Regions from separate parts of the Homo sapiens genome. Here all the other regions are linked to region 1. Evidence: chromatin loops called from intact Hi-C (ENCODE). Cell type or tissue: Calu3. All regions are shown on one strand. Links, peaks and the distances in the headings refer to the core of each region. The heading gives the core; the rest is flanking DNA.

Region 1 (11,124 bases), core at 3,773-8,772:
ATACAGACCTAAAGAAGCTCCACTAAAAGTAGCATAGAAGTAGAAGATAAAAAATATGAAAGAAAGTTTAAGAGTCATGGGAGACATTGTAGAATGAAAGAACTAATGTGCATTTATTTGAGGAAATACCTAAAGGCACAATGGCCAAAAAAAATTTCAGACTTGATAAAATACAGAAGTCCACCCATGTGGGAATCAGAATATATCTCAAGCAGAATAAAAAATAAATTCATGTTGTGCAAAGTTTTAGCAAACTTTTAGTGACAAAGAAAAGTTCTGGATAACAACCAGAGAGAGAGGGAATACATATTACCCATAAAGGAGTAGCAAATAGTCTAACAGCAGACTTTTCAACCTCAATAATAGATGTCAAAATACAGTAGAATAATATATTCAATATGTTGGGAAAAACTATATACTCTTCAAAATTAGATTTTAAGAACAAGAATGAAATAAAGATACTTAATGTAAATAAAAACTGGCAGAATTTATGATTACAAGACCTTCATTTATAAAGGCAACATATATATTTTTTAAAAAGTTGGAAGATCTGCAAGAAAAAGTGGCAAGCAAAGACAGCAGAGCTATTTTAAGATATCTAGACAAAAATAACCTGTATAAGATATTAATTTTAATAATACCCAATTTGGGAGTTAAACATATACAACTAACCTACTAGAAAAAAATAGTATGTATATTGGGAAGTAGTGATTGAAATGAAATTATTATGAAGCTCTTGTGTTTTTAGGAAAAAAGACTGACTTTAGGCTTTGTTTAATATGCCTGATAAAATTTTAAGGGTGTCTTTCAAAAATAGAAATAGAACTTACAATTTCTAAACAAACAGAAGGAAGAATTGCAATGAGACAAAAACAGATAAACTGACAGAGAATTCAATTATTTCTTCTTCCATAAGGGAAAAGGAAACAATAGTGAGACAGATAAGAAGCACACAAGTCAAAAGAGTAAAAACAAATAAACATATATGAATAAGAAAGTATCATTTAGTTATTGCCACAAAATTAGTAACAAATCATTCTACAACTCAGTGGATTAACACAATAAGCATCTGTGTTTATGAATCTTTAGGTTTGCTGAGGGCTCTGCTGAGCTAAGGTGGTTTGGATCTGCTCCACATATCTTTCATCCTCCTTGTAGGACCAGCTGGCTAACCTAGGGATATTTTTCTAATGGCTACAGCAGAGACACATAACAAGCATAATTCAGTCCTTATGCTGTGTTACATCTGCTAAAATATTATTTTCTAAAGCAAGTCCTATGGCCAGTCCTAAGACTGCTTCCATGATATGAGGTTAAAGACATAAATATTTATAAACAATAATCTTATGCAAAGAACAATAAATGTAATTAAATTCACCAGTTATTTATACCATAAATAAATATAGGTGTAATAAATCCCCTAATTATAGCAATTTAACTATAACTGCTAAAAGTTAAAGATAGAAATTGTCAGACTGGATTGAAGGGAAATATAGAAACTTAGGGGGACTGATCATAAAAGAATGGAAAAAGAGATAACCAGGAACATACAAAACAAAATAAAGAAGTTGTGAATGTTAACCCTCTGGAATGTATGGGGGTAGTGATGAGTAGGGAACACCAGGGGGTTCCTGGGGTGCTGGAAAGATTCCATTGCTCAGTTTGGTGAATTTAAACATAGAAAAAGCAGCAAGGCAAGCAAAGCAAGTGAGCAAGCAAGCAAGCTGTGGTAGCTGTATTAAATTGAATAAAATAAAACTTAAAACACAGAGCATTTTTAAAGATAAAATAAATATTTATAAACAGTGAGAGTTTCAATTCACCAGAAGAATAACAGTACTAAACCTGTATGGGTCTAGCTAAACACCAAAATATATGAAGCAAAATATGATAGAACTACAGGAGAAATTGGCTACTAGAAAAAATTAACAGATTCACAAACTCCCTATATTTTTATTTTTAGAACATCAGACAAACAATATAATAATATGAAGAATTTGAACAACCTATCAACAAGCTTGATTTCAGGGGCACACATAGAACTGTATTTCCAACAATCAGAGAATACACATTATTTTCTACTATATCTGAAGCTTTAAATACTAGAGTTTTATTTATTTCGAAGAATGTTATACAGATCTCAGTATTATTAAGATAGAAATAAATTAAGCAATGAATTTCACAGTCTTCATCCATTTGGTAATGGATAACAAATACTTAGAGCTGACTAATAATAAAATTAACATAAAACGAAGAATATTGAATCTTTTGAAGGGGTATGTGTGTGTCCTTTAATACTTACAATAGAATACAAAAAGTCTGAAAATTAATTTGCTGGTAATTCAACTTAAGATTTTACACAAAGAATCAGTAAAATAAATTCAAGGAAAATAGAATAAAAGATAATAAATAAGATAAATTAATGAAACAGAAAACATATAATGAAGAGAAGAAAGAAAGAAGAAAGTTATTTTAATAGACAAGTAATACATATAATCCTGTGGCAGAATTTACTAAGTCACAAAGACAAAGCCAAAGCAAAATAATATTATGCATGATTTTTTAAGAAAAAAATTGAAACATAAAATGTATAGATTTGTAGAAAAATTAAAACCTATTAAAACTGACTCAATAAGAAATGGAAATTCAGATTAGTAATTTTAAACCTCCCCATATTAAAAATAGTAAGCTCAATTTTATCAATGAATTCTTTAAATTTTTAAGCAAAACAGATCATTCTAACTTCATAAAAATTCTTTTAGGTAATGGACAAAGAGGAAATTCTACACAACTTATATTCTAATACCAAAACACAGTTAAGGACTATATGTGAAAAAAAATTATGGTCTGATTTTACTCACAGATGTCAATGCCAAAATGAAAAACACAGTACTAACAAACCAAATCTAGCAGTGTATAAAAATGATAATACATTATGATCAAGTTGCATTTATCCCAGAAATATAAAGGTATTTTAACATCATAAAATCAATGAATATGTTTCCCCACATTTATAAAGGAAAAATATCATTTGCTCATCTCACTGAAAGCAGAAAATCATTTCGTGTAATTAAACATCCATTCATGATTACTACCTTTCTAACTCAGCAATATAAGTATTTATCAAAACTTTACAGCAAACACCATTCTTAATGATAAATTTTGGAAATATTCCTTTTAAAATTAAGAATAAGACAATAATTCCTTCTATTGCTCTTCCTTTTCAATATTACACTGAAGTTTCTAGTCGATGAAATATAAGTAAAATAAATGAATATGTTTTTGAAGAGAAGAAACAAAACTGTTATCTACAAATAGTATTGTTTATATGGAAAATCCAAAGAATATAGAGATAGTTTCTTAGAATAAAAATAGGTTTATTAGGAAAGTGACTAGATATGAGATCAAAAACAAAAGTCAGTTGTATTTCTAAACACCAGCAATACATAGAAAGCGAAACTTTAAACCCACCATTTTCAGTATAAACAAAAATGATAATGTACTCAGGAATAAGTGTAACAAAATATGTGCAATGCCAGTATAGAGAAAATTATAAAATTTTATTGAAATACATTAAAAAAATAAATGCAGAGAGGTGCCCATATTCAGTTAGGAAAAATCAATATTGCTAAGATGTCAATTTTCTTTAAATTAAATGAGAGTTTCAGGGAAAATCCAATCCTACTCCCAAAAGTGGTTTTTGAGGAACCTGACTAGTTTATGATAATATTTGAATAGAAGATCAAGGGGTCAAGAAGAGCCAGGGCACTCCTGATGAATAAGAATAAGGTTAAGAGAATAGCTCTACCAACTACCAGGCCTGCTATCAAGCTAAGCTAATTAAAATAGTGTGGTCTTAGTGCAAAGGTAAAAATTTGTGCAACAGTAAGTCCAGAAGTAGACCTCTTCATGTACAGAAATAAGATATATAACTGAGGTGGAGTTTTATAAATTTTACAGTGATAGTTATTTATCCATAGAGGAGAAAAGAAAATAGAATTCATTCTTATATACAAAAAAGATTTCTGGATAAATTAAATATATTAGGAAAGATAAAACTTTACAAGTAAGAAAAAAATTTAAATGAATACCTTTATTATTTCAGAGTAGAAAGGTTTCTTAAACAAAATACATAAAGGATTAACTAAATGAGAAAAGTTTGATAAGTTAAACAGCAGATCTAAGCTCTTTAGCTGGAATTCCAAAATCCATAAGGCCATGAGATGTGAAAGTTTGTTTTTATATGCAACCTCGTTTGGTGGCAAAAACAGACAACATAAGGCTATTCATAGTGTTTATTTATAGCAGATGTAAATGTTCACCCATTGTGCCCTGGGATATATTGATGAGTTTGACTACTGAATTCTCTCTAGACTCTGTTGGGAATAATCATAATATATAAGATATGCCCTATATAATCTTTCTGAAATTGATAAAAACAATCTGAATCTGAAATACATCTGGTCCTGAGGTTTTTTAATAATGGATATGGACCTGAATATTAACATTAAGAATGAGAAACACATGCATTGTTATGTATATGTTAGCTGGATTTAGCCATTCTACAATGTACACATACTTCAAAACATTGTTTTGTATATGATAAATATAGAGAATTTTTATTTGTGAATTAAAAATAAATTTAAAAAGAGAAACATATTTCAGAATAATTGGTGATAAGGAGGTAAGAGAAGATATTAGAGGACTGCACAGGTACTTTGGTATATAGGGTAGGTAATATTTAGGTAAATGGGGTAGGGGGTCATGATTTTACTTTGTTTCAACACCTTCCATGTATGTTACATGTATGAAGTGTGTTATATATTACATAATACGTAAGTGCAATAACTCAGAAACAGTGAAATATCACATGTTCTCATAGTTGGGAGCTAAATATGTGTACACGTGGACAGGTTGTGGAGTAATAGACATTGGAGACTCTCAAGGGTGGGAGGAGGGAGGATCCTGAGGGAAGAAAAATTACCTAGTGGGTACAATGTACATTATCCAGGTGATGGTTACACTAAAAGCTCAGACTTCACTACTACACAATATATCCACGTAACTACACCAGAAAATTCAAATTATCTATAAATATCACATGAAGAAATGATTAAATATATTATGAAAATATGTCTGGAAGTTTTGTGTTACTTGAATAAAATGCTTCATTCAGAGAAATGATCTGACATTTCTGTGGTCACTACCAGCTCAAAAGAAAGTAATACTCTGTCGGTAGGTGTCTGAGTTTATTAAACCTATTTTGCCACTCAGTTGATATAAAGATATTTTTAGTAGATTGTAAACAAGAAAATCATGCATTGTTAGCTAAGTTGCCTCACATATTAATTTGCTCAAACTTTGATATTTGGTTTCATGCATTCTGTTTCTATGAACATCTTTTTGTTTTTATATTTTCAATAACTAAGGAATTTTAAGAGCATTATTTTAAATATATATACTTGTCACATTAAATATCTTGAGTTTTTATGTATATATACAAAGTTTTATTCCTTTTGTTCTAGTTGTTGGATGGAACACTAACTGTATTATTGTATCAAATAAATATCTCTTGTGGACCATAAAATAAAATGCAGATTGAGAATGTTTTAATTCTTTATTCTTTTTCATTTTTTAAAACAGATGATTTTTCTTCTCACAAAATTGATGTCATGGCTCTTGTCTTAAGCTACTTTTAAAAAAAATTGACCTGGTGCAATGTTCGTCCATGTGCACTAGAAATCCTAAACAAGAATATCAACTGTCCTTATTCTTAAACGTTAAAATGGTGGATGCTTAATGGATGGGTTGTCTTCGTATTATAAACAATGTGAATTGACCAGTTGAAAACAACTCGTCACTGCGAAGGTTTTGATTTATCTCTCCTCTTTTCAGATATGGGCTAATTATTCCATAGATAACCTCATCTCTTTCAAAGCAGGAGCCTGACTATTACGCCTCTTGTGTTGTGAATTTAATGCCATGGTAAAGAACACCCACTGCAAACCACAAAACAGCATTGAGTCGGAGAGAGAGAAAAGCTGCCAAAGCAGTTAATGTGATCTGGTTTGACAACCTTGGTTCCTGAATCAGGCATTCTTCCACAGGGTTTGGGCACTTAGGCTGTGAGCGGGAGGTGTTTAAACAGACAGCATCTGCCTCAGCAGCCAGCCTTCCTGCTGGCTCTCAACAGGAAGGGCATTCATCTCCTTCACATGTCTTGTGCATTAATTTAGCAAAACAGTCGTCCTGCTGGTAAGCCAAAGTAATCAGAACACACAGGAGATGAGACTTCAAAAAGAATCTGGAGCCATTTGAACAACTCTAGGACTGTCATTGGCATGCTTTGGGGCATATGTACTCAAAATGTGTAGACACCTCTTTGGAATCGGATTTTTGCCCAGATCATCAGGGATTACACTTATCTGAGGAATCTCCAGCCCCCTGGCTGAAATGCAGAGGAGAATTGCCCATAACGTGCCCTCAGGGCATAGGAGATTCCACAAGATGGGGATATTCTCAAAGGAAAGTAGAGTAGCCCTCCTAAAGGGACATTGATAAGCCTTTACCTTGCAGCGACTACTATCATTTTTTTTCTCCTTTCCTGCAAGAGAAGAGATCACACAGCAGATGATCTTGAACTTATTTACAGACTTATTGTAGAAAATAAAGCATTATTAAGATTAAATCTAACACTCTATGCAGGTTTTCTTCAAAAGGGTCAAAATATTCTCTATAATTTGCAATAGTCTGCTTTGTAAAAAAAAAAAGTACAGTTAAATATTTTGTTTCTTTTTAAAAATTAATAAACTGTTGAAAATTAGAAGTAAATACTAGTCACCATGAAAGAAGAACTAATATTTTTTTAACCTCCTAATCATCAGCTAGTATGTTCTCTAGACTCTAGAGATTTTAAGGAACTTAATTTATATCTACATGATTTTACATTATTACTTTATGTATGCTTCTATGGAGTTTTCTTTATTTATTAAAATATCATATAATCCTTGAAATATTTAAGGGCCACATCAGTAGAGCTCCAGACTCTCCAAGTTCAAATCCCAGAGGCTTTGCTTACTAAACTATATGACCTTGATCAAATTGCTTAAAGTTTTTTTGGTATTTTTCATCTTTAAAATAGTATATTATAAATAGCTATTTGATTTCATGTGATCGTCATGGGAATTAAATGGGCTAAACCATATAAAATGCTTAGAACTATTGAACTGGTACATAACTAGGTCCTCAGTATTCATTAGCTATTATTTTTATCTCCTCCTCAGTTCAGCACTTAAAAATTCTTACTCTCCTTTCACAATACCACACTTTTTTTTTAAATGAAATATGGCTCTGTAGAAAAGTTTTGCAATAGGAAACTTAAGCCAATTTTTAAAAAACCTAGCTTTAAAATAACCAGTGAAATGAAGCCGGTAAACAAATGATACTATTAAAATTTCCTTTTTATCACTTTAATTATCAGGAAAGGCTTCCATTTTTGCTTACATGGATTTTGAAAAACAACAAGTTTCTATGTAGAATCATAAGATATTAACCGAGTAACTTGTATTTTATTCTGATCTAGTGAGGTAGGTAAAGTTTTACTCCCTACCCAAGCCCACTTTAAATAGAGTAGCTTCAATTTTATGCATTTTTAATAGTTGAGCTCCTGTGAAATTTGCATTTGAATGAAAGGTATCTCATCAACTAGAATAACTAAAAATTTTGAAAACTTCATATTTAGTCCACACATCTCATTTAATAGATGAGAAAACTGAGGAGCTGAGAAATGATATAACTTGTTGACTGGATGGGATGTGCCCTCCCTAGAAGGCATGGGAAAAAGAATCAACTGAAAACAATTTGTAGATATTTTCTGTTCTTTATCTTGAATATGTAAAAAATTCCAAGCTATAAGCACTTTTATTATTATTATTATTTTACAATATCTCACTCGATAGCTACAAAACATAAATATGGAGAGTCAATGTGTTAAGTTAAACACGTAAATTATGAAACAGAATTTCTGTTCATTTTGTTAAACAATTGAGTACTTATAGAGTATAGGATTTTTACAATTATTATTATACTTTAAGTTCTAGGGTACATGTGCACAACGTGCAGGTTTGTTACATAGGTATATGTGTGCCATGTTGGTTTGGTGCACCCATCAACTCATCATTTACATTAGGTATTTCTCCTAATGCTATCCTTCCCCCAGCCCCCTACCCCCTGACAGGCCCAAGTGTGTGATGTTCCCTGCCCTGTGTCCATGTGTTCTCGTTTTTCAACTCCCAACTATGAGTGAGAACATGCGGTATTTGGTTTTCTGTCCTTGTGATAGTTTGCTTCGAATGGTTTCCAGCTTCATCCGTGTCGCTACAAAGGACATGAACTCATCCTTTTTATGGCTGCATAGTATTCCATGGTGTATATGTGCCACATTTTCTTAATCCAGTCTATCATTGATGGACATTTGGGTTGGTTCCAAGTCTTTGCTATTGTGAATAGTGCCACAATAAATATACGTGTGCATGTGACTTTATAGTAGCATGATTTATAATCCTTTGGGTATATACCCAGTAATAGGATTGCTGGGTCTAATGGTATTTCTAGTTCTAGATCCTTGAGGAATTGCCACCCTGTCTTCCACAATGGTTGAACGAATTTACACTCCCATCAACAGTGTAAAAGCATTTCTGTTTCTCCATGTCCTCTCTAGCATTTGTTGTTGCCTGACTTTTTGATGATTGCCGTTCTAACTAGCGTGAGATGGTATCTAATTGTGTTTTTGATTTGCATTTCTCTGATGACCAGTGATGATGAGCATTTTTTCATGTGTCTGTTGGCTGCATAATGTCTTCTTTTGAGAATGTCTGTTCATATCCTTCACCCACTATTTGATGGGGTTGTTTGTTTTTTTCTTGTAAATTTGTGTAAGTTCTTTGTAGATTGAGGATATTAGCCCTTTGTCAGATGGTAGATTGCAAAGATTTTCTCCCATTCTGTAGGTTGCCTGTTCACTCTGATGATAGTTTCTTTTACTGTACAAGCACTTTTAAAATATATTTCTACAAATTGTAGAGAAGCAAGAATGCATCAATTTTTAAATATTTTTCTCTGCATGACATATTTAATACATATCATGACATGTTATGTTTTTACGTGAATGATTTTGTTTAATATCTTTGAACAATATTCTATGCAGCTTTTTTTTTTTTAAATTCTTATTTTACAGATGAGGAATGTGAGGCCCAGGATCACGCAGTTAGGGGTGAAGCTATGATTCAAACCCAGCCTGACAGGCTGCAAAATACATGCTTTTAATCAGCCCTGTATTAAAAGGAAGACCACAGAAGTGTTAAGTCACCTATGTCTTCAGTAATGAATTTATAATTTGAATCTTCTGATGGCTTAATAATCATGATAAAAATTATTTGAAGTATAATGAAAACAAAAGCATGCAGTGGGAAACAAGTAATTGAAAACTAAATATAATGTAAGATAAAAACATTTTACTCACAGGAATGACTAGTGATGGGAATTTTAGATACCCTATTGTCCTAATGGGAAAAGCCATTTTTAATCCCTCTGTCTCCTATCAAATAAACTATTGCTTACTCCACCCAACTTCCTAGTGGAGGACCAGCCAGATACCTTCTAAACCAGGTATTTGCAGAAAATGCTCCTTTTTTATTTTATTTTATTATTATTATACTTTAAGTTTTAGGGTACATGTGCACAATGTGCAGGTTAGTTACATACGTATACATGTGCCATGCTGGTGTGCTGCACCCATTAACTCATCATTTAGCATTAGGTATATCTCCTAATGCTATCCCTCCCCCCTCCCCCCACCACACAACAGTCCCCAGTGTGTGATGTTCCCCTTCCTGTGTCCATGTGTTCTCATTGTTCAGTTCCCACCTGTGAGTGACAATATGTGGTGTTTCGTTTTTTGTTCTTGCAATAGTTTACTGAGAATGATGATTTCCAATTTCATCCATGTCCCTACAAAGGACATGAACTCATCATTTTTTATGGCTGCATAGTATTCCATGGTATATATGTGCCACATTTTCTTAATCCAGTCTATCAGTGTTGGACATTTGGGTTGGTTCCAAGTCTTTGCTATTGTGAATAGTGCCGCAATAAACATACGTGTGCATGTGTCTTTATAGCAGCATGATTTATAGTCCTTTCGGTATATACCCAGTAATGGGATGGCTGAGTCAAATGGTATTTCTAGTTCTAGATCCCTGAGGAATTGCCACACTGAATTCCACAATGGTTGAACTAGTTTACAGTCCCACCAACAGTGTAAAAGTGTTCCTATTTCTCCACATCCTCTCCAGCACTTGTCGTTTCCTGACTTTTTAATGATTGCCATTCTAACTGGTGTGAGATGGTATCTCATTGTGGTTTTGATTTGCATTTCTCTGATGGCCAGTGATGGTGAGCATTTTTTCATGTGTTTTTTGGCTGCATAAATGTCTTCTTTTGAGAAGTGTCTGTTCATGTCCTTTGCCCAATTTTGATGGGGTTGTTTGTTTTTTTCTTGTAAATTTGTTTGAGTTCATTGTAGATTCTGGATATTAGCCCTTTGTCAGATGAGTAGGTTGCAAAAATTTTCTCCCATTTTGTAGGTTGCCTGTTCACTCTGATGGTAGTTTCTTTTGCTGTGAAGAAGCCCTTTAGTTTAATTAGATCCCATTTGTCAATTTTGGCTTTTGTTGCCATTGCTTTTGGTGTTTTGGACATGAAGTCCTTGCCCATGCCTATGTCCTGAATGGTAATGCCTAGGTTTTCTTCTAGGGTTTTTATGGTTTTAGGTCTAACGTTTAAGTCTTTAATCCATCTTGAAATAATTTTTGTATAAGGTGTAAGGAAGGGATCCAGTTTCAGCTTTCTACATATGGCTAGCCAGTTTTCCCAGCACCATTTATTAAATAGGGAATCCTTTCCCCATTGCTTGTTTTTCTAAAGTTTCTAACACTTGTCATCCCATTAATGATGTTCTTGTCTCCTGACCACAAGTAGGATTAAAAAATACGATCTCCAGCTATGGCCCTAGAGTTAGTCATATGAAGTTTATTGTGATATTTCTCAGAAGACACATTTTACGTC
Region 2 (11,124 bases), core at 3,941-8,940, 430 kb after region 1:
GTGGGTCTGTCATACATGGCTTTTATTATGGTGTTGAGGTACGTTCCTTCTATACCCAGTTTTTTATGATTTTTTTTGTTATGAAGGGATGTTGAATTTTATCAAATGCTTTTCTCAGCATCAGTTGAATGATCATATGGTTTTATCCTTCATTCTGTTGATATAATGTATCAACTGATTGATTTGCATATGTTGAACCATCCTTGCATCTCTGGGCCAAATCTCACTTGGTCATGATGAATGATCTTTCTAATGTACTGTTGAATTCAGTTTGCTAGTATTTTGTTGAGGGTTTTGTATCAATATTCATCAGAGATACTGGCCTGTAGTTTTCTTTTTTGGATATGTCTTTGTCTGGTTTTGGTATCAGTGTAATACTGCCCTCATAGAATGAGTTTGAAAGTATTTCCTCTTTCTTTATTTTTCATAATAGTTTGAGTAGGACTGGCATTGTTTCTCCTTTAAATGTTTGCTAGAATTCAGCAATTTAGCCTTTGGGTCTTGGGTTTTTCTTTGCTGGAAGAATTTGTTACAGCCTCAATCTTATTACTTGTTATTGGTCTGTTCAAGTATTAGATTTCTTCATGGTTCAATCTTGGTAAGTTGTATGTGTCTCGAAATTTGTCCATTTCTTCTGGATTTTCCAATTTATTGGAATATAATTGCTCGTAGTAGTCACTAAAAATCCTTTGCATTTCTGTGGTATTGGTTGTAATGCCTCCTTTTTCATCTTTTATTTAATTTTTTTGGGCATTTTCTCTGTTTTTTCTTGGTATAGCTAAAAGTTTGTCAGTTTTGTTTAACTTCTCAAAAAACCTGCTTTATGTTTTATTGATTTTTTTATTGTATTCTACATTTCAAATTCATTTATTTCTACTCTGTTTTTTATTATATATTTTCTTCTATGAATTATGTGTTTGGTTTGTTCTTAATTTTCCAGGTCTTTAGGATGTATCATTAGATTGCTTATTTAAAGTTCTTTTTTGATGTAGGTACTTACCTCTTAGTACTGTTTATGCTGTATTCCATAGGTTTTGGTGTATTGTGTTTCCACTATCATTTATGTCAAGAAATTTTTAAATTTTCTTCTTAATTTCTTTATTGACCCACTGGTCATTAAGGAGCATATTGTTTAATTTCCATGTACTTGTATAGTTTACAAAATTTCTCTTGTTATTGATTTCTAGTTATTTTCCATTGTGGTTGGAGAAGATGCTTAATATTATTTCAGTTTTTTCAAATGTTTTAAGACTTGTTTTGTGACCTAACATGTGGTTTATCCTTGAGAATGATCCATATGCTGAGGAAAAGAATGTGTATTCTGTAGCCATTAGATGAAATGTTCTATAAGTAATCTATTAGGTCCATTTGGTTTATAGTGCAGATTAAGTCCAGTGTTTCTTTGTTGATTTTTTTTTTCTGGAAGACCTGGCCAATGCTGAAAGTGAGTTGTTGAAGTCCAGCTCTTATTGTATTGGGGTCTATCCCTCTCTGTAGCTCTAGCAATATTTGCTTTATATATCCAGATGCTCCAGTGTTGGGTGCATATATGTTTTAAGTTGTTATATCCCCTTGCTGAATTGATCCATTTATCATTATATAGTGACAATATTTGTCTCTTCTTATAGGTTTTGTCTTCAAATCTATTTTGTCTGCTATTAGTATAACTACTTCTGCTCTTTTTTGGTTTCCATTTGCATGGAATATCTTTACTTATCTCTTTATTTTTAGCCTACATGTATCTTTATAGATGAAATATATTTCTTTTCATGTATGCAACAGCTTATTGCATCTTGTTTTCTTTTATTTTACATTCAGTCACTCTATGTCTTTTGATTAAAGAGTTTAGTCCATTTACATTCAATATAATTACTGATAACTAAGGACTTACTCTTACCATTTAGTTGTTTGTTTTCTGGTTATTTTGTGGTCTTTTCTTCCTTATTTTCTATTTTATTTTCAGTAAAATTGATTTTGTATGGTGGTATGTTTTAATTTCTTGCTTTTAATTTTTTTGTGTATCTGTTGTATGTTTTTTAATTTGAAATTACTGTGGGGCTCGCAAATACTATCTTATTATTTTAAGCTGATAATAACTTACTGTTTGTATAAACAAACAAACAAAAAGGAAACTCATAAAAACCCTACCCCTTAACTTCTGGCTACTATATATATATATATATGGCTACGATACATATACAATATATATGTTATATATATATACACAATATATATGCTACACACACACACACACACACACACACACACACACACACATATATATATATATATATTTTTTTTTTTTAAAGACAAAGTCTCACTGTATTGCCCAGGCTGGAGTGCAGTGGCAAGATCTCAGCTCACTGTAACCTCTGCCTCCCGGGTTCAAGTGATTCTCGTGCCTCAGCCTCCCAAGTAGCTAGGATTACAGGCACCCACCACCATGCCTGGCTAATTTTTGTATTTTTAGTAGAGACAGGGTTTCACCATGTTGGCTGGGCTGGCCTCAGCCACCAACCTTAGCCTCCCAAAGTGATCCACCCGTCTCGGCCTCCCAAAGTGCTGATCCATGTCATTTAAATCATTATTTCCCTGTATCATATTTTCTACTTTATTTCCATTTTTCTTTGATTTTCAGCAATTTGTCTGTGATATGCTTAAGCATAGTGTTCTTGGTTTTTTTTTCTGCTTAGGGGGTGCCATATTTTTTAAAATATATAAATTTGTCTTTCATCAAATTTGGAAAAATTTCAGCTATTATATCTTTGAATATTTTTTTCTGCTCCGTTCTCTTCTCTTTACTAAGACTATAATTACCTGTTTGGTAGATGTTTTGCACAGGTACTTTAGCACTGCCAATTTTTTAATGCTTTTTCCTCTCTATTTCAGATTGAATAATTTTTATGATCTATATTCAATTTCACTTGAAATTATTGAATTGAAATTACTCAGATTGAATAATTTTTATTGCTCTATATTCAGATTCACTATTTCCTTTGTCATCTCCATTTTCTAAATAAACTCATTCTGTTAATTGCTTATAAAAGTATGCATGTTGCATTAATATTCCTTTGCCTATCTTTCATATTTTCTAGTTTTTTTGCTAACACATCCTATACTATCATTCATTAGGAGAATTGTTTAGCCTCGTTGAACATCATTATAATAACCGCTATAAAGTCCTTGATTGAAAATTCTGGCATATAGGTTACCTCAGAATTGGGCTCTATTGATTATCTTTTCCTTTTAGCATTATCCTTTCTATATTGAGTCAACTTGAATTGTATTTTGCACTTTGTGAATATTAATATTGTAGAGGCTCTAAATTCTGTTACATTGCTCCAAAGAGTGTTGATATTTTTGTTTCAGCAGGCAAATAACTTGTTTAGGCTTGAACTCCAACTCTGACTTAGGTAGGCAACATTTTCAAAACTCAAGTCAATTATTTCAACTTCAGTTTCACTGTTTTGCTTCTGCCTTGAATATGTGTGATTCAAAGGTAAGGCAGAATTTTAGGCAGAGTTAATACGTAAAATATGGGGTTTCTGGCTCAGATTTTCTCCTCCGTAGTATTTTCTGTTTTCTTCTTATAAGAGCTGTGAATGGATTCCGCGTTCCTCATTATATTCGTGAGGATGTCTAATTAATTTGCTGAACAAATAACAGCAGGTCATCCTAAGGGGATAGCCAGGGTATTTCTAAGGTGTACTAAATTTCACCCTGACATTTACCAAATTCTTACATCACTAGCTCCCTCTTCTGTTTCCACAATAAAGTGCAGTTTCTTTAATAAAGGGTATTTTCTATCTTCATCCAATTCTTTGAAAATATTTTATTTCCTTAGAGACTTTCTCTTTGTCACTTCTTTCTTTTCCTCTTGCCATCATGCCTCCATGGGATCTCTCTCTCCAAGGTGCTTACTCTTCCCCAGAACAGTATCTTCTCAAGACTGCTGCTTCTGGCCTATGGACCTTCCAATCTCTCCATATTCTAGTAGTCTAGGAGCCAAGCATTCTGATCAGATCATGGACCTGCTCTCAGCATGTCCCCAGTCAACATGGATATCTCTAGTCCTGAACCCTAGCATGTGTTCTGTGTTCCATCACTGCTGTTACACTCTTCTCTTCTGTCCATATCTTGCCTGACCATCTGCTTTTATGTGAGCTCTGGAGACAACTCTACTAGTTTCAGTTATTTTTTTCTCTAGTTAAAGATAAACTGAGGTTTGAAATATCACCTGTCTCCAGGTGTTATATAGGAATAAGCTATTGGTAGTTTTATTTGCTCCCCTTTTTGATCTGTGTGGTTTTATTTTGGAAGATGTATGGAGATGTATAAAATTCAAGGATCCCTCACCCCTGCTTTTGTATGAAAAGAAAAAGGAAGCATTTTACTGGCTTTCTTTATATTTTATTGAAACCTTACAACAAACCTATGACCCTATGACACACACACATACACACACACACACCTATATGTGTGTATGTGTGTGTGTGTGTGTGTGTGTGTGTATATATATATATATATATATATATATATATATATATAGTTATGTCACATATATACTACAACTTTCTGAAAGTCACAGGGCTAGCATGTGAAGAACCCAAGATTTTAACTTGAGTAATCTGACTTCAGCTCCTATACACTTAGGTATAAAATTATTGCTATATACATATAAAATCCCCATTTTTCAGACAAAGAATATAAAAGGTAGTTTGCCTAATATCATTTTTTTTTGCAAAGGATAAAGTGTGAAGATTAAACTCATATTTAATTTTATAGTTCTTAGCCACAGTACTATGCTACTCGGGTAATAGTTTTTTTATACCTTAGCATGTAGGAGCTGAAGTCAGATTGCCCAAGTTAAAATGTTGTGTCCACCACATGCTACCCATGTGACCTTCAGAAGGTTGTAGAACCTAGAGGTAACTTTTGGACATTCTTCTATAAAGTGAAGATAGTATAGTATTTTTTCTTATAGAAAAATATTAGATGATGAAAAAAATCCATGTAAACTTTATAGCACATGCTAAGTACTCAATAAATATTAGTTATATTAATTTCTAAGGGATGCTAAATTAGCTGTGGCTCTTAGCATTTTCAAGTACCTTCATAGTAAGACGATTTCTAAAACTGAGCTCATAAAAAATATCATAAAATATTTGATTGCAGACTTGAGACCAAATACAAAACAATTTGTCAATGTATACTCTCCACTTGAACTGGCAATAGCTGATTTTATTTTAGACTTCTTCCAAGAGATAATTCTTTCTAATAACTTCCAACTTTGAATGTCTAATTGCACTCTAATGACAGGAGAGTGCTGTCCTATTTCTCTATTCATGGCAAGATTTCCTGAAAGTGTCCTTATCAGACACTTTCAAAATTAAATCCCATTGCTTTTAGTACAAAGGTGGTTGAACTATAAATTTTCCACCCAAAATGATCATGTAAAAGTAAACAAATTTCAAAATGGTCACACTAGAGATATAGATTTTAAGCAAATATTTCTGAAAGAAGCTAAAAGAAAAATTTTAATAAAGTTGACCAATGATACGTTAAATTGTCCATAATACTGAAATGAGTGCTGCTAAGCAGAAGAGACATAACTATTTATCTGAATAATTTATAACTTGATGTCTACCAAATTGAATTTAAGGAAGTAAATAAAAATATATATGTATATATATATACACACATTATTTATGTATATGTATATATTATTAATGCAAAAACATTACAAAGGTTTGAGATATTGCAGAGCCATTCTTCTGGAACAGATTGTTTGGGTCATAAGTTATTGGTGAAAAACTCTCTTTGAAATGATACCTAACATTTGTTCTAATATCAAATATTACATTTCCATCTGTAGGCCAGAAAACTGCACCATCACAGTTATGAAAGAGAAACTAGAATTTATTTTAAAGATAAAGTAAAACCTAGAGCTCACTCACTCTGCGATCCTGTGATTTCATATTATCTTATGTTCACTTTAGAACTGCTGATAACTTGGCAGGGCAGACTAGATTTTGATATTCTATTATATCTTAAATCTGTAGTATTTATGAGGTTGTCTAGTCTAAAAAATCAAAAGTACTGCAAATAAAAAAAAAGAACTATTGAGAGTACTAACCAGTAATGTGGTTTTCAGACTTATTTCTCAGGGAAAATATGCCTCTTAAACTGAAGTTGGAAGCTCCATTGTGAATCAGGGAAAATGTTCTTACTTAGCTCTACATGCAGTGTAGGCAAATTAAATTATTTTCTACATCTTCCCATCCCTGATATGCATTGTTGGATTGTGGTTTATGGAGTTGTTCAAATTTATGAACTATTGTTATAATTATAGATCAGTACAATGCTATTTTTACTCAATTATTGTTTGACTCTTTCTCCTCTTCTGTCTCACCACATCTAGGAATACATATATATTAAAATAATCACCTGCTGAGTTATGTCACCCTAAATGAAGAGTGAGAAGGAAATGAGGATTTGGGGGCCATTTTAGCTAATCTAATGTCTTCTGCCAGTGGTAAGAAATTAAAAAAAAATAGGGAAAAGTAAGTAAAACTGGGGGGCTTGGAGGTCAGTGTGATGCAGCATGATGTCTCCCTATGTTCTGCATCAAGGGACATAGCTATTAGCCTTTCCATATAGCTCCTCTCTAATTACATATTATCTAGACTGCCAAAGTTTTAACTAACCTTGTTGATAACAGTTCAGAAGTAGGATCTAAGCATATAATATACTTCTAAAAAGCTGGACAGTTGTTTCTGTCATGTAACCACAATTGAGAAACATTGATGCAGAGCAATGAACTTGATGATCATATTGATCTCTTAAAATTATAAAATTGAAAGACATAGTGGAAATTGAGTTTGACAGACCTTCAAGAGACCACATTTAATTTCTTGCTAATGTATGAAATTGGCTTAAGTGGACAATATTTCGGTATAGTGAAAGTTTGAAGATACATGGTAGGCAAATCAAGTCACTGACAGAAGAGGTGAGCTCTTCAACTTTTTCCAAATTTTAGTTTCATGCTGGGTGCTTTCAGCTTAAGTATAAAAGCCAGAAAATAGATCTGATTTGAATTGTTTTGTATTGTTTGTAACATATGTAACATAGTGTAATCTATATGGATATTTTGATAGCATTTATTTTCTATAACATTAATTTCATACTAAACTGTTTTTTAAGTAACAATTAAATGGGTGCGTAAATTTAAAATGTAGATGTAATTCAGCATTTAAATTTGTTTATGTAAATGTACACATATGAAATTATACATATGATACTTTTAAGACAAAAGATCAATGCTTGAAGGCACCATTAACTCAATAATATATTGTTAGTGGAATAAATATTAGAAAAATAAAAGTAAATTTAAAAAAAGTAAATGAAACATGCCTGTAATTCCAGAATTTTGGAAGGCTATGGTGGGGGGATGGCTTGAGCTCAGGAGTTTGAGGTTATAGTGAACTATGATTGTGCCACAGCACTCCAGCCTGGGCCACAGAGTGAGACCCTATCTCTTAGAAAAAAAAAAATCATTAAAATAAATAATAAATAAATAAATAAATAAATGCCATATTAATGGGAAGATAAAAAAGGAAATCTAAATGTCCCCATCCTGGTAAAACTATACCTAAACAAAAGTTTAATTCAATTTTCACATGCAGATTATTATGACTTGTTTGTGTGAAATTAGATTCCTAAAATTTATCCCAGTTTTTAGAGTTTCTAAGCCACACATTTGTTCTGAAACAAATCTGTCAGTTTGTACAGTTCTCATTTCTGTGTTCTCTCATGATGCTGGTAACTCTCATGAACCTGGTACTCAGCTGGGCATGGCTGTCACCGCGGGTGACTGTTGTGGATGCCTCATTCTTACCTGAGAATAGTGACACTGCTTATGGTCAAGTAAGTATTTGCCCAATGCTCTCAGTCACCTTTTTTCTCCTTAACATTTCAACTGTTTTGTATTGTTTTATGTTGTTTGTAACACAGTGTAATCTATATGAATATATTATAGTTATATAATATATATACACCAATAATACACCAATTATATATATATATATATATATATATATAAAGAAACAGAAGAGAAGGCTTTAAAATAGACCCATGTAAATATAGCCAACTGACCTTTCACAAAGGAGAAAAGGAGGCAATATAATGGAGAAAGTAGTTTTCACTAAATGGTGGGTGAAATAATTCACATGAAAAAAAAAAAATAGAAAATCCTCAGCAAACGAATGCAGGAACGGAAAACCAAACACCGCATGTTCCCACTTATAGGTGGGAGCTGAACAATGAGAACACATGGACACAGGGAGTGGAACAACACACACTGTGGCCTTTCTGGGGGTGTGGTGAGGGGAGGGAGAGCATTAGGAAAAATAGATAATGCATGCTGGGCTTAATACTTAGCAGGTGGGTTGATAGGTACAGCAAACCACCATGACACATGTTTACCTGTGTAACAAACCTGCTCATCCTTCACATTTACCTAGAACTTAAAATTAAAATTAAAATTAAAATTAGAAAAAGAAAATAAATAAATTGAGAGAAGGTCTCACACTTAACACAAATTAACTCAAAATATATCACAGAGCTAAATATAAAACACAAAACTATAAAACTTTTAGAAGATACTATAGGAAAAAAAATCTAGATAACCTTGGATTTGGTGGTGACTTTTTGGATATGACACCAAAAGCAGGCTCCATGAAAGAAATAACTAATAAGCTGGACTTTGTTAAAGTTAAATTTTTCTGCTCTACAAAACATACTGTCAAGAGAATGAAAAGACTAGCCACAGACTGGGAGCAAATATTTGCAAAAAAACAATAATGTTTCTGATATAGGAGTGTTACCCAAATTTATACAACAAACTCTTAGAAAGCAGTTGTAAGAAAATAAACAACCCAATTAAAAAATGAGGCAAAAACCTTAACAGACACTTTACCGAAAAAGATATACAGATGGCAAATAAGCATATGAAAAGATCTTCATCGTATGTCATCAGGTAAATACAAATTAAAACAACAACAGGATACTATTACACACCTATTAGAATAAAAACAATCCAGAACCCTGGCAATACTAAATGCTGGTGAGGATATGGAATAACAGGAACTCTCATTCATTGTTGGTGGAAATGCAAAATGGTATGGCCACTTTGGAAGACAGTTTGGAAGTTTCTCACAAAACTAAACATATTCTTACCATACAATCCAACAATCACACTCCTTGGTATTTACCCAAAGAAGTTGAAAACTTATGTCCACACAACAGCTGCACATGGATATTTATAGCAGATTTTTATAGTTGACAAAACTTGGAAAAAACCAAGATGTTCAATAGGTGAATGGATTTTTAAAAAAGCCAAAATGTAGAACTATGGTAGTCCAAACAATGAAATATTAACTGCTAAAGAGAAATGGACTATGAAGCCATGAAAAGATGTGGAGGAAACTTAAATGCATATTATTAAGTGAAAAAAGTGAATCTGAAAAGGTCACATCCTTCCAGCCATATGACATTCTGGAAAAGGTAAAACTACGGAGATAACATTAAGGTTGGTGCAAAAGTAATTGCAGTTTTTGCTGTTACTTTCAATGGCAAAAAACAAAATTACATTTACACCAATCTAATAAAAAGATCAGTCGCTGCCAGGGGTTAAGGGAAAATAACAGAGGATTTTTAGGACATCGAAAATACTCTGTATAATACTATAACGGTGGAGATATAAGTTGTCCAAACTCATAGAATGTACAACTCCAAGAGTGAAACCTAATATAAATTATACAGTTTGTGTGATAATGATGTGGTTCATCAATTGTAACAAATGTACACTATGATGGGGGATGTTGATAATGCATCAGAGGAGGCAGGGAATATTTGGGACATCTCTATACCTTCCTCTTAATTTTACTGAGAACCTAAAACTGCTCTAAAAATTAGTCTTAAAAATCAATCCCATCTATCTTTAATTCAAGAATGATGATTAGGAGGAGGAGCCAAGATGGCCGAATAGGAACAGCTCCGGTCTACAGCTCCCAGCGTGAGCGTCGCAGAAGACGGGTGATTTCTGCATTTCCATCTGAGGTGCCGGGTTCATCTCACTAGGGAGTGCCAGACAGTGGGCGCAGGCCAGTGTGTGTGCGCACCGTGCTCGAGCCGAAGCAGGGCGAGGCATTGCCTCACCTGGGAAGCGCAAGGGGTCAGGGAGTTCCCTTTCCGAGTCAAAGAAAGGGGTGACGGACGCACCTGGAAAATCGGGTCACTCCCACCCGAATATTGCGCTTTTCAGGCCGGCTTAAGAAACGGCGCACCACGAGACGATATCCCACACCTGGCTCAGAGGGTCCTACGCCCACGGAATGTCGCTGATTGCTAGCACAGCAGTCTGAGATCAAACTGCAAGGCGGCAACAAGGCTGGGGGAGGGGCGCCCGCCATTGCCCAGGCTTGCTTACGTAAACAAAGCAGCCGGGAAGCTCCAACTGGGTGGAGCCCACCACAGCTCAAGGAGGCCTGCCTGCCTCTGTAGGCTCCACCTCTGGGGGCAGGGCACAGACAAACAAAAAGACAGCAGTAACCTCTGCAGACTTAAGTGTCCCTGTCTGACAGCTTTGAAGAGAGCAGTGGTTCTCCCAGCACGCAGCTGGAGATCTGAGAACGGGCAGACTGCCTCCTCAAGTGGGTCCCTGACCCCTGAACCCCGAGCAGCCTAACTGGGAGGCACCCCCCAGCAGGGGCACACTGACACCTCACACGGCAGGGTATTCCAACAGACCTGCAGCTGAGGGTCCTGTCTGTTAGAAGGAAAACTAACAACCAGAAAGGACATCTACACCGAAAACCCATCTGTACATCACCATCATCAAAGACCAAAAGTAGATAAAACCACAAAGATGGGGAAAAAACAGAACAGAAAAACTGGAAACTCTAAAACGCAGAGCGCCTCTCCTCCTCCAAAGGAACGCAGTTCCTCACCAGCAACAGAACAAAGCTGGATGGAGAATGATTTTGACGAGCTGAGAGAAGAAGGCTTCAGACGATCAAATTACTCTGAGCTACGGGAGGACATTCAAACCAAAGGCAAAGAAGT
Region 3 (11,124 bases), core at 3,886-8,885, 510 kb after region 1:
TGCATAAGTATATACAATTTTTTCAATTAAAATTAATTAAGTATATAAAATTCATGACATTAAAAACGATAAAGAAAATCAATGAAACCAAAAGCTGGTTACTTTTTAAAAACTGATGTATTTCTAGCTAGGGTAATTAAGGGTGAAAAAAGGGAGACAAAGAAAAAAGTTAACAATATAAATAATAATGGATGCAGACATTAAAATGATAGTAAGAATATTAAGAACAACGCCATAACTATAAATTCAAAATTGAAAACTGCATACTACCAAAATTCACTCATGGAGAAATAGATAACCCAATTAAATTATTAGTTAATAACTTAAAAAAAAAAGCACCAGGCCCAGGTGGTTTCACTGGTAGATTCTTCCAGACATTAAAGGACAACATAATACCAATTCTACACAACCTCTTTCAAAAATACAAAAAAAAAAAAAGAATCTTTGCCACTCAATTTTATTAGGTCAGAGTTATCCTAATATCAAAACCAGACTAAAACATTACAACAAAAGAAAACTAAAGACCAATATCACTCATGAACATAGAAGCAAAGATCCTTAACAAAATATTTGAAATAAAATCCTGTAATATACAAACAGGATAATACCTCACAGCAAAATGGGGTTCATCCTAGGAATACAAGGCTAGTTCAACATTTATAAATAGATCAATGTAATTTATCATCTCAATGGACTGAAAAATAAACACTATATTATTATATCAATAAACAAAAGAAATTATTCGATAAGCTTCAAAACTCATTCATGATTAAAAAAAACTTGGAGTGAAGTGCAATTTTACCTTACCTACATACCTAACAAAGAGTATATATGGAAAACCAATAGCTACTATCATACTTAAGGCCAAGAGACTGAATGCTTTATCTTTAAAATCAGACCACAAGGCATGAATGTCCTTTCTCACTGCTCATATTCAGCATTATAGTGGAAGTCCCACCTAGCTCAATAATGTAAAAATAATATTAGTTATACATATTGCAAACAGATAAACTCTAATTGTTGGCAGATGACATGATAATCTATGTTGGTTTCACTAAAAAGCAGAGACTGGGTTATTCGTTCAAATTTCATAAACAAATAGTATTACGTTACAGTCTTTGTGTTTCTGAATAAACCAGAAGTCAGACATATGCTACTGGTAAAAGAAAGATGTTTGCTTAGGGTGAAAAGAGCGTGTTTACAAAGAATGTCTGAAAGGAAAAACTCAAATCCTCACTTCCCAGAATGAATACCAAGGTCTGTGGCCTTTAAAAAGGTGTTAAACTTCTTTGCACTCTGGGTTTCTCTCCAGAAATATTCTGTAGCCCTTTTGATTTATGCATTGTTTAGAGCAATAATATTGTCTGCAATATGCTTGGTGAGAAACAGCTGCTTCTCCAGTAGATGACATTATCCTCAGCTGTTGAATGAACATTCATTCCTAGAACACAAATAAGAATACCTAAGAATAGCTACATCCACACAACTGGCAATAAAAATGAAGGAAAGTAGTGATCATCTTTTTCAACAAGGTAATCTTTTTTGATGGAAAATTCCAGAAAAGCCATTCCACATGCAAAACCCCAAAACCTTAGCAGAGAAAGGTCCTTTCCAACACCTCACAAGATTGCTTTCCAAAACGTCTTTAATCAAAGCCAAGTGCTAAAGTTACACAAACACAGAGAAACACACTGGGCTGAGTTACACCTACAGTTTCTGCTTCCCTATAGAACTGGAAGTTCTTTCCCTGCTTACAGTTTCTAGCTTCTCAAATGAAATAGCACAACGCTTGGAGCCTGATTATTTTAGGAAAGGTCAAGTGAGCCCAAATGCTAATAGAATTTCATGAAACCAAAGAGATGGCAGCTTCCCAATTCTAGGTGCTAAGCTAAACACACTGGGGTTAAAACATAACCACATCCTTGCTAAGGAGAAAATGGTCAGAGTGGTCAGGCTTACTGTGTAAGCTGGTCATGTGATGCCCACACAGTTTTATGGTCTTCTTATCATTGTTACTGGTCTGCAGTTGGAGATGAGTCAGTGGATAGGAGTGGGAAAAGACTTGTCTCTCTCACACATAGAACCCTGAGGAAGGAGTAATCAGATTCATGTAAAAAATGAAGAGAGGAAAAGGAGAAGGAGTGTGCACTGTTAATTTTGGAACCCCAATTGGGATAACTCATCAATGCTCATCATCCACTAGCACGAAGCCTCATGGCTTTAACCATCATATATCCATGTGGTAGTTCCTTTGCCTGCCAGGATACGTACTCCAACCCCACACTCTATTACTTTCTCCCCATATCTAGTCATCCTTATTGCCTCACTCCTCTTAACTCTTCCATTCACCAAAATTTCCCCCACCTCCTCTCCTTTTCTAAGCTAGACTTGCTTCCTAGCCTCATTTTTAGAATTCTCCTTTCTCAAACGCCTGTTGCTGAGAAGGGAGAAGATAATCTTTAGTTTTGGAGGAAGGAGAGGTGGAAAAAGTCACTGAAATGTTGCAGTCTCCTGGTGGCAGATTATTATTTTCTTTCTTTCCTTCTGATAGTTACTTAAATTTTTTTTTAAATGTGTATTTTTAAGTCCTTTATTATGCTCGAAGAGTTTTTAAATTTTGTTATGTTTTTGTTCTAGTGAGGAAATATATTATATTGTAAAGTTAATTTTAATTATATTATCCCAATTTAGGAAATAATTTGTGAGTTTGTTTTCCTTGCTTGCTTGCTTACGGTAATTTGTGGGAAATATGTCATTCTATCACATCGATTAATTAAATATCCCTGTACATTTGTACATAGTAAAAAAAATTACTGAATAAAGCAAATATTGAAATGTCACACCCATTGGAAACATAGCACTACTATGTCATAATGATAAATCTTTTCCATACCTTCACTGGATGATTCAATTCGATTATTTAAGACAATAATTCAACATCAGAAAATTAAAGAAAGAACCAAAGTGATGACAGTAAATGCTTGGTAATGATTAGTGACTCCTTGCCAGCACACAGATTTCATCACCCGCGTAATTCTTATTTAGCATGGACCCTCTTCCAAGTTATTAGGATTCCTCAGTGATATTCAAATTGAGTAACAAAAGAAATTGGCTCAGTTTATCCTCTGTTTTTATCACTGCAAGCCTAGACATAGTGATTAATCCAGAAATAGCAATTATTTCCTATTTTCCCTAAAAATAACACTTAGAAGCTGGGCAACTCAGCTCTGAGACTCAGATTGTGCAGTTTGACATCTGATGATTATAATGTCTGCTGACCTCAAACTGTATTGTATGAATTACATAATAACCATGCATACAAAAGAAAGCAGAAATCATGAGGAATATTATAGTATAAAATCATTAATGTTATTTTCTTAATTTCTGCAGAAGTATCTATGAACCTTAACTCTGCTTATAATATTTTTGCCATAAAGTAGAATTTCTTTTCATTCCATACAATACCTCAATCTTTTCCTTTATAGCTTTCTTGTTATCACTCATAGGAAGTTATTTTGCTGAAAAACTATGTAACATTCATGAATAATTTATCTTAATTTTTTTCAGTCTCTAATATTTAATTCAGCTATAATTTTGTTATAAGGTATGTAACTTAGTTATCAAAAATATTTTTCCCTGGCAAATAATTCCTCAGTTGTCTTTTGAAATGGCAACGCCAAAATTGCTATCACCATTTTACAGATGAGTGACAGTTACTCACAGGGCTAAAGTGATAGACAGTGGTGTGGGCACCAGCTCAAACCTGCTCTCAAGAGGCAATTGCAGGTAGCATTTCTGAACTCCATATTCAACAAATTGGATATGATGGAAATACACCATGAAAATCAGCAAATACTACAAGCTTTCAACTTTCCTCCCTCCCTTCCTCCCTCTCTCCATCTTTCCCTCACTCCCTTCCTCTCTCTCCCTCTCTCTCTATTCCCCCCTCCCTTCCTCCCTCCCTCCTTCCCTTCTTTTCCTTCCTTCCATCCTTCCTTCCTCCTTTTCTTTCTCTTTCTTTCTCTCTCTCCCCATTTCTCCCCATTTCTTCCTTCTTTTTCTTTCTCTTTCTTTTGGTTCCCTCCCTCCCTTTCTTTGTTCCTTCCTTCTTTCATTCCTCTCTCTCCTCATTCCCTTCCTCCCTTATTCCCTGTTCTCCTCCTCTCCTTCCCTCCTTTTCCTAGGTTTAAGGGCTTTGCAAGTTCTCTTTAGTGCACCTGGGTTGACCTGATTTTGTTGTTCTCTACTATGTGGTTTGGGATGTGGTTTCAAAACTCATACCACCGCAACTTATTCATTCATAAAGATCTCTATTTCATTTGAGTAATCATTATGACTTATTGTAGCACTGGAGGACTGAGGAGTGCTTTGGGGCCAGAGGTTGGGTAATACTTAAGAGGAGGTGTTGTCAGCTGTTTGTTAGAAGAGAGACTTGCTGTCTGAAACTCAGTGAGTTGTTGCCTACAGGTCAGTAGCAAGGCCAGGAACATGACCTTGGATTTAAGATTTTCTGTCTTTTCAATGGAAACAATATGCTGACCATTTCTTTCACTTCGTAATCCTTCATCACATAGTCTCCCTTCAGAAGGTCTTCTCAACCACCACTGACATTGATTGCAAAGATTTTTAAAATTCTCATCACTTTTTCTCTCTGGTCTGACACTAGGGGACTGCTTGTTTGGCCTTACTCAGCCTAGTTGAGCTTATATTGAGGTTTATACTCTATTAGATGAGGGGATGGGTTAACAGAACAAAATAGTTCTGGTTAGTTAGTTCTATTAACCAGTCCCCTCGTCCAATAGAGTCAAACGATTCTGAATCACTGTTGGCCATTATCACTCTCATCACTACTCCAGTCTGACCAACTTTTGCATAGTTATATATATAGTATGTAACTTAGTTATCTAAAGTATTATATATATAATATTATATATATGCATATATAGATAGATAGATAGAGAGAGAGAGAGAGAGTCTTTCTCAGTTGTCCAGGAGTACAGTGGTGTGATCATGGCTCACTGAGGCTTGGATGTCCAGGCTCAAGCGATCCTCCCACCTCAGCCTCCTTCCTGGGTAGCTGGGATTACAGATGTGTGCCATCACACCTAGCTAATTTTTAGTAAAGACAGTCTATGTTGCCCAGGTTGGTCATCAAGTTCTGAGCTCAAGGGATATTCCCACCTTGATCTCCCAAATGCTATGATTACAACAGGCCTGAGCCACTGCACCTGGCCGCAAAGCAATCTGTAATTGTTACAGCTTACCCTGTGAGGTGTAAAGTTGAATTGGAGGTGGGGAAGAAGCATCTCTGACAATACCCCACAGCTTTGTGTAATCCCACAGCTTCTTGCACAAGAGCTTGCATATAGCTGGAGTTCAAGAAATATTTGTGGATTGGATGGATGTACAAATGAATGACAGTAAAGAGGCTACATCTGACAAGGGAGGAGGAAGCTGGGCAATGAGGATCCAGGGGACACCAGTAGGGAGGTACGGATAAATCTTTGAGATGGGAGAAAGGAGAGGCTGAAAGCGATAAGGATATAGGAAGCCCGATGCAGGCAGAGGACAGAATCCAAAGAGTTGCACACAATGCAGGTGTGTAAATGTGGACATTTAACAGGGATGGCATATTTAAAGTGGTATATTTTGAGATTTTCACTTGTTTTCTTTTCACTACCAACAAAGCTGAGTGTAATGATTAATTCTTGAAGATGTCTAAGCCAGGAAAGGGAAAAGAAAGTATTCATAACTGTCAAACAATGAATAATGGACATTTATTTGACAGTTCTTGAACATTAAAATTGAGCTAAGTTCTACATTATAATATGAAGTAGTTATAATAGGCATATAATATGTTTCCAAACATTATATGCCATTACTATGATGTGAAAATAATACCAAAGATCAGTACTTTCAACACCTGAATCACTTTGTGGTTGCAGTGCGGCAATTCTATGTACTGATTGTCTCTGAGTTTTTAACAGTGTAAGATGGTATAAAAGTCATCCATGATATCTGTAGTATTATCCAACTGTGTGTCTCACCAGCTGTGTAACTTCAGGTTAGTCCTCACTACCTCTCTGGGTTTAAATTTCCTAATCTTAAAATGAGGTCCAAGCTGGAAAATCCATCAAGTTCCTTTCTGGTCTAGCATTCATTGATTCTAGGATGTAAGATTATGCCGCGTAAATATGGACAAGACTTTCTTTTTCATTCCCCTCTTTCCATGAAGACAGGCTCCTTCTCTCTTCATAAACCATGGACTTATCCTAGGTCAAGGCTTCCTGGTCCACAGGAGACCCCTGGCGGCCACCCTGGCGAATTCTCTTGATAGATGTTACCTCCCGCAGTTCCGAAATCTTTAGAGGGTTTTTGATGCCCTAGAAAGCTTCCTATCTTTGAACTCTTAACACCTACAATTGGGTTGATACTACTTTGAGTAATCTTTTTTCACATATGCACAAACCTTTCCTTTTCTCTTACAACCCTTACCCCAAGAAAATATTTTTTCTTTTCCCTTTACTCTTTAATTTCCCTTCCTGTTTTATTTCTGAAATAAAATTGGGTGATTCTTCTTTCATTATTTAAATGATTTCATTTCTAAAAAATGTAATAACTTCTTTTCTGATTACGCAAGGAGAAGCATGCTTGTTGTGGAAAATTTGATAAGTAATAAGAAAATAAATTAGACACAATACAGGCATACCTCAGAGGTATTAGTGGGTTGGTTCCAGACAAATGCAACAAAGTGAATATTGCAATAAAGCAAGTCTCATGAGGTTTTTGGTTTCCAAAGTGCATAAAAAGGTTATATTTACACTATACTTTAGTCTATTAAGTGTGAAATAGCATTATGTCTAAAAAATATATACTTTAATTTAAAAATACTTTGCTGCTAAAAAAATGCTGATGATCATCTAAGCCTTCTGTGACTCATAATCTTTTGGCTGGTGGAGGGTCTTGCCTCAATGTTGATGGCTGCGGACTGATCAGGCTGGTGATTGCTGAAGGTTCTGATGGCTATGGAAATTTCTTAAAATAAGACAGCAATGAAGTTTGCTACATCAACTGATGCATCCTTTCATGAAAGATTTCTTTATGGCATGTGATATTGTTTGATAGCATTTTACCCACAGTAGAACTTCTTTCAAACTGGAGTCAAACTTCTCAAACCCTGCTGCTGCTTTATCAACTAAGTTTGCATAATATTTTAAATCATTTGTTTTCATTTCAACAATGTTCAGTATCTTTCACCAGAAGTAGATCCCATCTCAAAAAAATACTTTCTTTGCTCATCCATATGAAGCAATTCATCATTCACTGAAGTTTTATCATGAAATTGTAGCAATTTAGATACATCTTCAGACTCCACTTCTAATTCTAGTTCTCTTGCTGTTTCCACCATATCTTCAGTGATTCCTCCATTGAACCCTTGAGCCTCTCAAAGTTATATAAGAGGGTTGAAATCTTCTCCTAAATTCCTGTTAACTTTGATATTTCAGCTTCTTCTCATGAATTATGAATGTTCTTAATGGCATTAGAATGGTGATACTTTCTTGAAGAGTTTCAATTTACTTTGCCCAGGTCCATTGGTGGAATCACTGTCTATGGCAGCTACAGCCTTACACAATGTATTACTTAATTAATAAGAATTGAAAGTAAAAAATACTTCTTGATTCATAGGCTGTAAAACAGACGTTGTGTTAGCAGGCATGAAAACAACAATAATCTCCTTGTACACTGCTATCAGAGTTCTTGGTTGACTGGGGACATTTGTAAATGAGCAATAATATTTTGAGAAGATTCCTTTTGAAAGGAATCTTTTTTTCTGAGCAGTAAGTGTCAACAGTGGGATAAAAATATTCAGTAAATCAGGCTATAAATAGATGTGCTGCCATCCGGGCTTTGTTGTTCCATTTATAGAGCACAGGCAGAGTAGATTTAGTGCAATTCTTAAGAGCCTAGGATTTTTAGAATGATCAATGAGCATGGGCTTCAACGAAAAGTTGCCAGTTGCATTAGCCTCTAACAAGGTAATCAGCTTGTTCTTTAGAACTTTGAAGGCAGGCATTGACTACTCCTTTTTAACTATGAAACTCCTAGTTGGCATCTTCTTCCAATACTATATAAAGCTGTTTCGTATACATTGAATATCTATTGTTTAGTGTAGCCACATTTATCCATGATCTTCGCAAGATTTTCCAGATAACTTGTTACAGCTTCTACATCAGCACTTGCTGCTTTAGCTGGCACTCTTATGGTATGGATACTTTTTATTTACCCTTTAACATGATAAACCAATATCTGCTAGCTTCAAAATTCTCTTCTACAGCTTCCCCACTCTCAGCCTTCAGGGAATTGAGGAGACTTAGGACTTTGCTCTGGATTAGACTTTGGCTTAAGAAAATGTTGTTGCTGGTTTAATTTATCCAGACCACTTAAGCTTTCTCCATATCTGCAATAAGCCTGTTTCATTTCATTATTCATGTGTTCACTGGAGTAGCACTTTTATTTTCCTTCAAGAACTTTTCCTTTGGATTCACAACTTGGCTAACTGTTTGATACAAGAAGTCCTTCAGCCTATCTCAGCTTTTGATATGCCTTTTTCACTAAGCTCCATCATTTCTAGCTTTTTTATTTAAAGTGAGAGATGTGTCATTCTTCCTTTCACTTGAACACTTAGAGGCCATTGTAGAGTTACTAATCGGCTTAATTTCAATATTGTTTCTCAGGGAATAAGGAGGCCTGGGAAGAAGGAGAGAGATGGAGGAATGGCTGCTCAGTGGAACAGTCAGAACACACACAACATTTATAGATTGTGTGCCATCATTATGGACACAATTTGTGCTGTCCCAAAACAATTACAAGAGTAACATCAAAGATCATTAATCTTGGATCATCATAGCAGATATAATAATAATAATAAAGTTTGAAATGTGTGAGAATTAACAAATGTGACACAGACACAAAGTGAGCACATGCTGTTGAAAAAACAGCACCTATAGGCATGCTTGACACAGTGTTACCACAGACCTTCAATTTGTGAAAAATGCAATATCTGCAAAGTACAATAAAGCAAAGGACAATGAAAAAAGGTATGCTTGCATTTTTCTCTAGATCTATCCACTGGAAATATTTCAGGATATTTTCTTCTAGATTTCTTTTAAAATATGTATAAATAACTTTCAATACACAATTAGAATTATGCTACTTTTTTTGTTCTTTTTAACCAGAAAATTTTCACCTAACACTTTACACTTTAAATTCTAAGTATTTTCTAATGTTAGCATTGCTTTAAGTCTTTATCTAATATCTCAAGTCTAATAAAAATAATAACACTTATCTAGCAATTACTATGTACCTAGCACTATTCTAAGCACTTCACATCGGTTATCCCATTAAATCCTCAAAATCCAGGTGACGTGGACACTGTGTTTTTCCATATTTAAAATCTTAGAAATGGAAGGAGAGAGCTGTTAACTAACTTGTTCAGGATAACACCACTAGCAAATTCTAAAGTTGGGATTTGAGTCCAGAGGACCAGCTTCAGAGTTTGTGCAACGAATTATTACATAAGCCCCGCTTTGTTTATGTTTCCCATGGTTTCTACGTCAGAAATTTCCTCTCATAAAGATAAATTCAACACATAGCTTGTAGATTTGTACGCTATTCTTTAAAAATTAATCCCTTAATGCATCTGGAATTTATTTTGTTGTAAGGCATGAGATTAAGTATTTCCTTCAAACCATTTGGTAACTAATTTATTCATTCCACATTAAGTTGTTGCCATAAGTCAACATGTGTCTGTTTATTAATTTCCCTGCCCAGAATTGTGTAAAGCTCATATTCTTTTAAAACTTTTAATTCTACAAATGTTTAAATCTATTGTCGAGGAAGTTGACTAATCATTCTTCATTTTTAACATTTTCTTAGGTCTTTTCATCACTTTATTCTACAAAATAGATTTGGAATTATGTTGTCTACATCCAAAATAGGTCTTTGATTATAATTTCATTAAAACTATAAATTACTTGGGAAGAATTAATACCTTTAGGCTATTCAGTGTTTTTACTAAAGAAGATGCCATAATTTATTTATTTACATCTCTAATTTTTCCAATAGGACTTTAGTAGATTTTATCAACTCACAAATTATAAAATCTTCAATATGTAGATGAAGAAAATAGGGTAAGAGGAGAAAATAAAACATAAACTGTAATTATAAGTGAGGTCAATACACAAAATGCACTCCAACTGATTCTGCATACTTAGTGGAAGGACCCACAAATCTGTACGTAAGCATTGGCAAACATATCACAGAGAGGAGCTCAACAGTTTCCCTAAGATTTTTTAAAGTATCTAAAGTGAGAGAGCAATTTCTCCGATAGCAGGACTGAAGAGGTCCCTGAGTTGTAATGAACAGCATCTTCAAAGACATCTTTAGTACACTTTTGCACAGTATTTGATTGGCTATTGACTGTAGTGGAAACAATTCTGAAGCCTCACTGAAGCTTAATGAAAAGGGGTCTGAGATCACTTAATGATATCCAGTTCAGGGGTGAGTAAGTGAGCCCTTACTTTACCTGATAAGAGGAATAAATTTATGCACAGTTTTTTTTTAAACTCTTCCATAGAAATTATTTTATAAAATATATAAATTTACAGACTCAAGAAGCTAGGCAAACCCCAGACAAGATAATTCCAAGAAAACCAAACATAGACAGTTCACAATCAAAATAAGACCAAAAAAGTATGGAAAGTAGCCATGGGGGAGGTGTTGGAAGAAAGAAAGAGATATTCTCAGACGAAGAAAATTATGAGAATTTGTCTCCATGGTTCTTCCCTAAAAGAAATACTAAATAAAAATTTTCAAGTGAAGAAAATAATATCAGAGGAAAACACGGAACTTCAGGTATGATGGAGGAGCAACACACATGGTAAACATATTGGAAAATGTAATATATTTTTCCTTACATTTAAAAAAATATATTTCATGGTTATAATGAAAAATTATAACATTATCTAGGGAGAGGGTTTCATGTACATAGATATAACACACTTGGAAATTATAGGACAAAAGAGAAGTTAAGAGGCCTATGAGGTTGTAAGACCACTATGTTTT

What was found. Peaks named below come from ENCODE experiments on the same cell type or tissue, not always from the same donor. Only the 100,000 strongest peaks of a DNase experiment are listed, where the experiment ranks them.
Region 2: a loop joins it to region 1, with 5 times the contacts of the local background. A loop is called at or near these places in 11 of 110 quality-filtered maps.
Region 3: it touches region 1 in a loop (6-fold over the local background); 10 of 110 quality-filtered maps call a loop at or near these places.

The regions. Positions count from the first base shown.
Region 1 is chr7:94,218,931-94,230,054 of GRCh38, reverse strand. No RefSeq gene overlaps it. Among named protein-coding and RNA genes, the nearest start is that of COL1A2-AS1, 170 kb to the left of the region's middle. RefSeq lists an enhancer at 5,754-6,659. In Calu3, for the core only: no CTCF peak of the experiment used is centred there; a DNase peak (open chromatin) is centred at 6,474.
Region 2 is chr7:93,792,577-93,803,700 of GRCh38, reverse strand. No RefSeq gene overlaps it. Among named protein-coding and RNA genes, the nearest start is that of MIR4652, 81 kb to the right of the region's middle. In Calu3, for the core only: no CTCF peak of the experiment used is centred there; no DNase peak of the experiment used is centred there.
Region 3 is chr7:93,710,605-93,721,728 of GRCh38, reverse strand. It overlaps MIR4652 (microRNA 4652), which reads right to left and starts at 4,801; the gene lies at 4,724-4,801. In Calu3, for the core only: a CTCF peak has its summit at 6,287 (motif pointing left); a DNase peak (open chromatin) is centred at 6,298.